Regions from separate parts of the Homo sapiens genome. Here region 2 is linked to region 1. The links are chromatin loops, found by intact Hi-C in ENCODE. Cell type or tissue: thyroid gland. All regions are shown on one strand. Each heading gives the region's core, and the rest is flanking DNA. Links, peaks and the distances in the headings are about the cores only. Region 1 has its middle 5.8 kb from the start of UBE2O. Region 2 holds the start of QRICH2 (glutamine rich 2).

Evidence for each region. Hi-C counts contacts between places; a loop is a spot of excess contacts. Peaks named below come from ENCODE experiments on the same cell type or tissue, not always from the same donor. Only the 100,000 strongest peaks of a DNase experiment are listed, where the experiment ranks them.
Region 2: it touches region 1 in a loop (4-fold over the local background); 13 of 110 quality-filtered maps call a loop at or near these places.

What each region holds. Positions count from the first base shown.
Region 1 is chr17:76,456,225-76,461,594 of GRCh38, reverse strand. It overlaps a transcript of AANAT not described here. Among named protein-coding and RNA genes, the nearest start is that of UBE2O, 5.8 kb to the right of the region's middle. RefSeq lists an enhancer at 2,897-2,976. In thyroid gland, for the core only: CTCF peaks have their summits at 876 (motif pointing left) and 2,842 (motif pointing right); a DNase peak (open chromatin) is centred at 2,854.
Region 2 is chr17:76,304,665-76,310,034 of GRCh38, reverse strand. It overlaps QRICH2 (glutamine rich 2), which reads left to right and starts at 1,759. Exons shown (of 19, transcript NM_001388453.1): 1 at 1,759-2,570; 2 at 5,094-5,153. The coding sequence starts at 2,037. It overlaps PRPSAP1 (phosphoribosyl pyrophosphate synthetase associated protein 1), which reads left to right. Exons shown (of 10, transcript NM_002766.3): 10 at 1-557. In thyroid gland, for the core only: no CTCF peak of the experiment used is centred there; a DNase peak (open chromatin) is centred at 2,253.

The DNA.
Region 1 (5,370 bases), core at 313-5,312:
ACTCTGTCACCCAGGCTGGAGTGCAGTGGCACAATCTCAGTTCACCAACCTCCACTTCCCAGGTTCAAGTAATTCTCCTGCCTCAGCCTCCCAAGTAGCTGGGATTACAGGTGCCCACCACCATACCCAGCAAATTTTGCATTTTTAATAGAGACGGGGTTTCACCATGTTGGCCAGGCTTTGTGCCCCTTACAGACAGTCAGTGGTTGGGGGAGGCATCTTCTTTTAGCCAAGGGCAGTGTTTGGAGAGGGATGTGATGGGGAGGTGCACCACAGCATCCACTACACACCTGTCCCCCCAAGAGGCTTATGCACTCCTGGAAAACAGAGGCTGGGTTGAGAATGTGGCATCGTGCCACCCACAGAGCAGGTGCCTATCAGCTAGAGGCACAGTCTTCTGTTTTTTTGTTTTTGTTTTTGTTTTTTTTTTAAGATGGAATCTCACTCTGTCGCCCAGGCTGGAGTGCAGTGGCGCGATTTCGGCTCACTGAAACCCCCGCCTCCCGGGTTCAAGCAATTCTCCTGCCTCAGCCTCCTGAGTAGCTGGGATTACAGGCACATGCCACCACGCCTGGCTATTTTTTGTATTTTTAGTAGAGACGGGGTTTCACCATGTTGGCCAGGCCAGTCTCAAACTCCTGACCTCAAACAATCTGCCCCCCTCAGCCTCCCAAATTGCTGGGATTATAGGCATGAGCCACCACGCCCGGCCCAGAGTCTTCCGTTGAGGTGGGTGACTCAAAGGCAGGGCTGAGTGGGACCCTGCCTTATTTGGGGCTCAATATCGCCGTATTAGATAGGCACTTACCTCAGGAACCTTCCAGACCATTCTGGAATGGAAGCATCCAAGGCAGGGAGGGATTGCCACCTCCTGGACAAAGAAGGGACCTACGGCTCCCCAAGTAATGGAGCCAAACTGCCCAATAGTAAGATTGTGTGAGCCCCACATGTGATTTTAAATGTTCTAGTAGCCACATTTTAAAAAGCCAAAAGAGGCTGGGCACGGTGGCTCATGCCTATAATCCTGGCACTTTGGGAGGCCAAGGCAGGAGGATCGCTTGAGCCCAAGGAGTTCAAGACCAGTCCGGCCAATATAGTGAGACCTTCTCTCTATTATTTTTTTTAATAAAAAAATAAAAAACAGGCCAAGCTTGGTGGCTCATGCCTGTAATCCCAGCACTTTGGGAGGCCGAGGCAGGTGGATCACCTGAGGTCAGGAGTTTGAGACCAGCCTGGCCAACATGGCAAAACCCCATCTCTACTAAAAATACAAAAAAATTACCCAGGTGTGGTGGTGGGGCATTTGTAATCCCAGCTACTCAGAAGGCTGAGGCACAAGAATGTCTTGAACCCGGGATGCGGAGGTTGCAGTGAGTCGAGGTCCTGCCAGGACACTCCAGCCTGAGCAACAGAGAGAGACTCTGTCTCAAAAAAAAAAAAAAAAAAAAAAAAAAAAAAAAAAAATTTCCTGAAGTAGGTGACTGAGGCTGGAGCACAGAGCACTCCATGCTGGATGCAGAGGGGGAAGGGGGGTTGGAAGGATCAGATCAGTTTATGAAAGGCCACATGCACCTTCTTGGGTGGACCCTGGGGAGCCACAGAAAGATATAAAGCCAAGAGTCCAATGACCGTGCTTGCATTTTCAGTCACCCTGGGAACAAGGCAGCAGACAGATTAGACGGCCTGGGGCCTGGTGAGGGGCCTACAGCCGAGGTCTAGGCAAGAGATGGAAATGAATTCCTAAGAAAAGCTAATGTTATCAGGCCTGCCATCATGCACTCACTGGGCAAAGCACGTTATATTCAGTTGGTCAGTTACAGTCTCCACAGTCCTATGAAGTAGGTATTATTATTATTCCCACCTTACAGAAAGGAAACTGAGGCTTAGAGAGTAAAATAACTTGCCCAAGGTCACATAGTGACCAGCAGCAGCACAAGCTTCAAACCCAGGTCCCTGTGACTCCGGAAGCTCACTCTCAGCCACTGTACCTCCCACCTCCCCACATCTCCATGGATCTGCCCCCCTGGTGGGGCAGCTCTGGACAGGAAGGGTGTGAAAAGGCAGTGAGGGGCCAAGACCCAGGCTTTGATTGCATGTAGAGCTTAAGAGTGAGGGCTGACCCTCAGGTGGCCAGCTCAGTACCCAGGTAAGTGATACTGCCATCCATCAGGATGAGAACTCTGGGAGAAGAAACTATTTGAGGAAAAGATGATGAGTCTACTTTGTACCTATGGCTGGTCACATCCAGGAAGCACCCACGAGTCTGGAGCTGTGGGAGGTGGCAGTGGATAGGCTGACATATTGTTCTTGAAGCTGGTCCAGCAGATTCACTGTGCCTCACCCTGTATCTTCAGGAAGGAGGGAAACAGGACGAACCTGGTGATCCTATGCTGTCACTATTGCTCAAACTTTTCACTGTTGCCCCAGCATAAAGTGTTTTGCCCAGTGGATTGCAACCCACCCTCACAGCAGGAGTCAGAATGGCCAAGGGCCAGCTGGGCTGGGTCCTGATCCTGACTGTACTGCAGAGTGACCTTGGGCAAGTCCCACAGTTTTCCCAGGGCACCTGTGCAAGGAGCAGGTGAGGCTCCAGGAATGAGAAGGGCCGTTTTAACTCCAAAAGCCTTGAGCGGCATTCAGCTGGAGCCTCGGAGGCATTTCTTCAGCCAGCCACATGAGGGTGTGGGGGGTTTCCCAAGGCAGCTCACCTCCCACCCCACCCCCCAGCTGAAGTCCCCAGTGCCTAAGGCACCCTAGCCTTCCCAAACACCTGCTCCAGGGTGGAAGGAGCTCTTTGGGCCAGGCTGAAATCGCTTGCACAGCAATGGAGAGGCCAAGCAGGCTCCCGCAGAGGGCAGTGTTGGGCCTGAGCATACTTTGTGGGTCCAGAGAGGTGCTCCAGTGGCTGGTTAAGATAGGGACGAGACAGGGCCTGCTTCCCTGAGACCAGTTCACTCTGCTGCTGGCTCTGCCGCCTCCTGCACACCACCCACCCCACTTAGCAAGGGGAGAGGCCAGACCAGCTCAGTTTCTGGAAGCACATTTATAAATAAGTGAAATCCTCCCAAGAAATAGCTCTATTCCCCACGAAAGGCTGGGAGATGGGGCCATGATAAGAGAGGGTTTCTTCATTAGGGAATCAAGTTTTTTTCCTCCTTCCTACACCTCAACAATGACAAAAATAAAAACTAAGCAGCGGCTTCCATCCACACTTACCCTGCTAGCCAGCCTGAGTGTATGGAGACCGTGGCTGGGGGCTCAGGGTCTGGGAAGGAGTCAAGCCTCAAACCTTATCCAGAGCATCTTGGGTCTGAGTGAGGTCCATAAAAGACACCATCGGATGGGTAGGAATTTACTGAGTCTCATTCTCTAAAGCAGCTCAGATGCAGTTGAAACTGGGGGCACTTGAAAGGATTTGGAGCAGCCAAAGAGGGCAGCTCTGTCCCAGCTTCTTCAACTTTTGGTTGTTGGAAAAAGGATAGGAAACTGACAGAATGGAGGTACAGGTTCTCAGGCCTTTGATATCCGCTAACATGATAATTTTCTTTTTTTCTTTTTCAAGACGGAGTCTTGCTCTATCTCCCAGGCTGAAGTGCAGTGGCACAATCTCAGCTCACTGCAGCCTCCGCCTCCCGGGTTCAAGTGATTCTCCAGCCTCAGCCTCCTGAGTAGCTGGGATTTCAGGCGCCCGCCACCAAGCCTGGCTAATTTTTGTATATTTAGTAGAGATATGGTTTTGCCATGTTGGCCAGGTCTCAAGCTCCTGACCTCAGGTGATCCACCCACCTTGGCCTCCCAAAATGCTGGGATTACAGGCGTGAGCCACTGTATGGGCCTAGCCTAATACGACACATTATTGAGCTCCATCCCTATGCCAGGTACTGTCCTAGGCACCAGGGTTACACACACAAATACAACATGGTCCACATGCTTAAGGGTTTAGTCTAGTGAGGGAGAGATCAGCATGTAAAATCAAGGAGTCTTACCTCCAACCTGGCAGTATCCTGATAATCTATGTAAAGCACTTAGTAGAGTATCTGGCATGAAGTTACAGCTCAATAAGTGATAGCTATTATTAGCCATTATTACAAGAAGCCGCAGAATAAACACAACACGTCTTCCAGGAGTGCCGATATTACTCAATGATTAGGGAGGAAAGGGCATTAGTTTTTACATTAAAACAACAAACATAGGCATACTCTGGAGTACAATGCAAAACTCACTTGATTTTTTGACAACAAAAGCAGATTTGAGGCCGGGTGCGGTGGCTTATGCCTGTAATCCCAACACTTTGGGAGGGCAAGGCGGGTGGATCATTTGAGGTCAGGAGTTCGAGACCAGCCTGGCCAACATGGTAAACCCCGTCTCTACTAAAAATACAAAAATTAGCCAGCCGTGGTGGTGGGCGCCTGTAATCCCAGCTACTCAGGAGGCTGAGGCAGGAGAATCGCTGGAACCTGGGAGACGGAGGTTGCAGTGAGTCAAGATCACGCTACTGCACTCCAGCATGGGCGACAGAGTGAGACCCTGCCATGAAACAAAAAGCAGATTTGAGGTCTGCACTGCCTTATCCCGCCGTGGGACACATAGACACATGGACTCCCCTGTGCAATCAGGAGTTCTTCTGAGGGAAGCCTAAAGAAATAGCATAACTACAAAAGCCCCTGCCCTTAGAGTGGGGAAACTCCTCAGGTTACTACCTGTTACCTTAGGCGCCAAATTCCTTGGGCCCTATTTCTTCATTGGTAAAATGAGGTTAAAAACTCTCTATATCCAAGATTGTGATAACAGACAAGATAATGTGCTTGGAAGTACCTGGTACAATGCCTGGTCAATAATATGTGCTTAATAAATGCTATGTTATCAGGGGGCAAGAAAACAGGGCTGAAAGGGTCATGGGAGGCAGAACAGAAGCTACTATGTTACTGCTGTTTAATCTCCCAGGTCTCTACAGGAGAGGGAGTAGGGACCTGCGTCCTTACAGCAGTGATTCCAGATGGTCATTTGGCATTGTGTTCTGGGATGGGAAGGCCATGGTTTGAGAACCCAGCCTTGCCCCAAAATCATATCCTAACTCCCCCTTCAGCTGATTCAGCCCATTTGTTCTATATCTTAGTAGATAAATTTTCTAAGATTTGGGTCCATTGACAACCACCCTGATCCCAATATTACATCAATACTCTATTAGTACTTGGCCTAAGACATCTTAAGTACTTAGGCTGCCATCTGTTTTGTGCATGTTCTTTTTTTTTTTTTTTTTCCTGAGATGGAGTTTTGCTCTTGTTGCCCATGCTGGAGTTCAATGGCTCGATCTTGGCTCACCACAACCTCCACCTCCCGGGTTCAAGTGATTCTCCTGCCTCAGCCTCC
Region 2 (5,370 bases), core at 297-5,296, 150 kb after region 1:
CAGCCCAAGTGACAGAGCAAGATTCCATCTCAAAAAAAAAAAAAGACTGCAAAGAACTAGTTATTTTGATAACCCCTTAAAGGCCTACTGTGTCCCAAGTTATTGGAATATAATGATGATCGAAAATCCTTCAATTAAATAAACAGTACCTCTCAGGCTGAAGTGAAAAATCTGAACTTGAACAGTAGTTAAAATAGTACAGTTATTCCTTACAATCCATGGGTGATTGGTTCCAGGACTCAACCTCCTGCCCATGGATGTGCAAGTCCCTGATAGAAAATGGTGTAGTATCTGCATATAAGCTATGCACATCCTGGATGACTTGTAATACCTACTGCAATATCCTGTGTAGATGGTGGTCATGCTGTATTATTTAGAGAATCATGACAGGAATCTGTACGTGTTCAGTCGTGGTTGGTTAAATCTGCAGATGCAGAGCTCACGGAGGAGGCTGGCCATGCATGGCACACATTCATAGGTTCTCTTTAAGTAGCCTTGCTGTGCTTCTGTTAGGAAGTTTTATTTATACGTTTTTGGGAAGAATCTTGTATGGGGAAGTCATGTCTCAATTGTTAACACCAGATTTGTCTCGTGCTGTTTAATCCTGCTTTGTAATGAGCTCAAGCACAGGCGCTTGACCAGGTGAGTGGTTTCTTTTCTTTTCTTTTTTTTTTTTTTTGAGACAGAGTCTTGCACTGTCGCCCAGGCTGGGGTGCAGTGGTGCGATCTTGGCTCACTGCAACCTCTGCCTCCCGGGTTGACGCGATTCTCCTGCCTCAGCCTCCCGAGTAGCTGGGATTACAGATGCGCGGTACCATGCCCGGCTAATTTTTTGTATTTTTAGCAGAGGGGTTTCACTATGTTGGCTAGGCTGGCCTTGAACCCCTTACCTCAGGTGATCCACCCGCCTCGGCCTCCCAAAGTGCTGGGATTACAGGTGTGAGCCACCAAGCCTGGCCGTTTTTTTGAGATCAATTAATTTATGGCAGGCTGGGCGCGGTGGCTTACACCTGTAATCCCAGCACTTTGGGAGGCCGAGGTGGGTCGATCACTTGAGGTCGGGAGTTCAAGACCAGCCTGGCCAACATAGTGAAACCCCGTCTCTGCTAAAAATACAAAAAATTAGCCGGGCATGGTACCACGCATCTGTAATCCCAGCTACTCGGGAGGCTGAGGCAGGAGAATCATGTCAACCCGGGAGGCAGAGGTTGCAGTGAGCCGAGATCGTGCCATTGCACTACAGCCTGGGCGACAGAGCAAGACTCCCTCTCAAAAGTAAAAAAAAAATTATGGCAGCACAGAAAAGGGACAATTAGCCACCAGTTAGTCATCTAGTGGCTAATTGGAACTGCCTGAATAGTGAGTGGGTTGTCTTTTCCAAGTTGCTTCACCTTTGATTGAACAAAATATGTGGACTGTCTGAGGGGACCAGGGCCCCAGGACTGCATCCCTTAGACATGGGGCCATAGACATGGGGCCACCACTCTGGAATGGACGCAGCTGATGACACAAAGCATGGTTGCCAGGAAACCCTCAAGTCTTTCCTTATGTGGCCCCGCCAAGAGTGAGTGAATCCTGGCCTTTCTAGGTTAAGGGGATGGATGGAGTCTAGCTGGATCTTAGGAGGCCTCCTCAGCCCGTTGCCAAGGCTCCCCTTGTGATCCTTGTGGTGGCCTTTACTTCCCCCCGCCCCCGTGGCTCGCAGGGAGGCGTGTTGTTACGTGGAATCTTCAGGGCACGCGGGGGCCCCCACGTTTCAAACGTCCGCCGGCGCGGGGACTGGGAGTCCAGGGCTCCAGCTCGGGGACCCGAGGCCAGCGACAGACAGCGGAGGGGTGGCCATCGCGGACCCCGCCGGGGAGCGGAGGCGCAGATTCCCTGGAGGCAGGAGCTCTGTCCAGTGACTCGGCCGGACCCGGGGCAGGGGCGCCCCGAGGACCTCGCAGGGCCCCCGAAAGGCCCCAAGGCGCGGCGTGCAGTGAGCGGGAAGTGGTTGGCCGGCGCCCCGCGGCGGCGCACAGCTCCTGACAGCCACGATGCCGCCCGCGACCACGGTCTCCCTCCGGGAGCTGGCGGACCTCTCCATCGGCACGCCAGAGGTGGGCGCCGTCAACTTCACGGCCCTGCACACGCTCATCGTGGCCATGCTCAAGAACCTCGACCTCCAAAATACCCGGATCGACTTCCAGCCCTCGTCGCCCGAGCCCAGCCGCTCGCTGCAGTCCGTCCGGAGCTCGTTCAGCATCCCGCACCTGCCCGCGCCCAAGGAGGTGCCCAAGGGGGCGCCCCGGGAGAAGCGCAGGGGCGTGGGCCAGGCGCCTTCGTCAGCGCTGGAGAGCCAAGTGAAGGACCTGGGCGGCCAGGTGGAGGACCTGAGCAAGCAGCTCAAGCGTGTGGACGGCCAGGTGCAGGGCATCGCCACGCACGTGCAGCACTTCTCCCAGGCCAGCGGGCTTGACCTGGCCGCGCTAGAGTGGCCGGAGGAGCAGGAGGTGGGCGTGCGGGCGTTCGATAGGGTGCGGACTGGGAGTATCATGAAGGACGCCGCCGAGGAGCTCAGCTTTGCCAGGGTGAGCACGCACACGGAGGCACGCGCAGGCCGTCTGCCTCCTCCAGGCCGCCCTCCAGGCCTAGCCGAGTCCCCACCACCCTGGAGGGGTGAGCGGTGGTGGGGACGGAGGGGATGGGGACCGAGGAGGTGCCAGACCTCAGTGCGACTGGCTAAATAGAGTGGCCCATGCTCTACCTTGCAGTCCACGGGGCTGCAAGACGTGAAAATCCTAAAAGAACGCCACCAAAAGGCCTAGGGCCTCCCCGAGCTGGAGGGGCCTGGGGACCCCACCTCCTAAGTGTAGTGGCCCCATCCCACCCCCTCCTTCCTAGCCCCTGTTTACGGGAGAGGTTCGCCCACCACTTATCAGACATCCAAGGACCCAGAGCTGGCTCAGAGTGGGGCCGGCAACTTCTCAGAAGATTCTTAGAGTGAATTCCCTTTTTAAAATGAATAAGGACATGAAGAGATACGTGTTGAGGACAAAGGCTCCCAGAGAAGGGGAGTCAGGATGGAGAGTTGGACCTCAGCTTCCTATGGCCATGACACAAGCCACAGCAGGCAGGGGACCGTTTCACTTGGACTTTTTTTTTTTTTGAGAAGGAGTCTCACTCTATCACCCAGGCTGAAATGCAGTGGTGCAGTCTCGGCTCACTGCAACTTCCGCCTCCCAGACTCAAGCGATTCTCCTGCCTCAGCCTCCCGAGTAGCTGGGATTATAGGCGCGCGCCACCCCGCCTGGCTAATATTTGTGTTTTTAGTAGAGAAGGAGTTTCACCATGTTGGCGGGGCTGGTCTCAAACTCCTGACCTCAAGTGATCTGCCCGCCTCGGCCTCCCAAAGTGCTGGGCATTACAGGCGTGAGCCACTGAGCCCTGCCTTCAACTGGACTTTTGTTTTCTTGGAGGGACAAATGCATGTAATCATTGAGTATAAGTATTGTCCAGTGAACAGCAGGAAGCAACGCAGGTCAGCGCCAGGAGGTAATAGACACGTGCATGTCTCAGAGCCACCTTAGGTTGGTTCTGAAAGAAAAAGCAGAAGCAACTAGGAAGGCAGCTGGGTGGGGAGGCCAAGAGGAGAGACAGGAGGGGAAAAAGAGGCCGGGAAGAGGCAGGAAGAAGAGGCCAAGCCCCAGCAGGGGAGCCCTGGCCGCTCATGCCCTCCTGCCATATCACCCCAGGTCTCGAGACCGCAGCACCAACTCACTTTTGCTCTGGGAAGCATGTCTGCTTTCCTTTTCAAACTTTAAAGTGTGGTGGGGGTTTTTTTTGTTTTAATTTTTTTGGGTTTTTTTTTTTTTTTTTTTTTTTTTGAGACACATTCTCACTCTGTCACCCAGGCTGGAGTGCAGTGGTGCATTGTCGGCTCACTGCAACTCCATCTCCTGGGTTCAAGGAATTCTCCTGCCTCGGCTTCCCGAGTAGCTAGGATTATAGGTGCACACCACCATGCCCAGCTAACTTTTGTACTTTTAGTAGAGATGGGGTTTTGCCGTGTTGGCCAGGCTGGTCTCGAACTCCTGACCTAAAGTGATCCTCCTGCCTCGGCTTCCCAAAGTGTTGGGATTACAGGCAAGAGCCACTGCGCCTGGCCTTTTGTTTTAATTTTTACGTAATCTTAGATTCTAGAAGTTTGCAAAAGTTATAAAAAGTAACTTGTTTTATTTTTGTTTATTAATATATTTTTTCTTAATCCCAAATATGATAGCACCTTATGTTGTAGCGATTTGCTTTGGTTCTTTTGAGGTGCTTTTCTCTTTAGATAGCACAGATGTTCAGCTACTGTTGAGGTACCTGGCACCCTTCCTTCCTTGTAAGGCAAGGTGGGCCTCATCCTACAGGCTTTCACAAGTGGGTTGGAGCAAACTGAATCCCAGGACCAAAGGGTCCCATCCCTGCAGCAGCACTTACTCCTGCCATGCTACCAGCCAGGTCCCCCACTGCATCTCACTTCCCTTCCTGCACTTGGCTGGGAAAAGACCCAGGAGCCTGGGCTGACTGGCCAGGTAAAAACCAGGTAGAAAGCAGGGGCTCCTGCCTGTAATCTCAGCACTGTGGGAGGCCGAGGCTGGAGGATTGCTCGGACCCAGGAGTTCAAGACCAGCCTGGGCAACATTGCAAGATCTTATCTCTACAAAAAAATGTTTAAAATTAGCTGGATGTGGTGGTGCATGCCTGAAGTCCCAGCTACTCAGGAGGCTGAGGTGGGAGGATCGCTTGAGCCTGAGAGGTTGAGGCTGCAGTGAGCTGTGGTGGCATCACTGCACTGCAGCTTGGGTGACAGAGCAAGACCCTGTCTCAAAAAAAAAAAAAAAAGGAAACCAAAAAAACCCAAGTAGAAGAAGAAACCCTCCCTTTCCATAAGAGCCACACAAATTCCCCCTTTCCTCGTCTCCTGGCACTGAGTCAGTGTGTGAATGTGCGTGTATGCATGTGTGTGTCTGAGTGTGAGAGTGTGTGTGCGCATCTGTGTGTGTGTGCATGTGAGTGTGCGTGTGTAGGGGCCACTGTCATTCTCCTTTCCTGAACTCTTCTTCCAGGTACTTTTACAGCGGGTTGATGAACTAGAGAAGCTATTCAAAGATCGGGAGCAATTCCTGGTAATACCAGCCAGTTCCATGGGAAAGGGCTCTCCAGGGGGCTGGCCGTCTCTCAGTGTGGCCCTCTCTCCAGGGCTTGTCCATCCAGGGCAGGCAGTGTGTGCCCTCTGCCTCTCAAGTCTCTGCCCCAGGGTTGGAGGGAAATCTGCCCCAGCCCTGCCCAGCGCTCTGCTGGGTGCTCACATGGGACAGATAACTGGCTGCCCAACCTTCACTG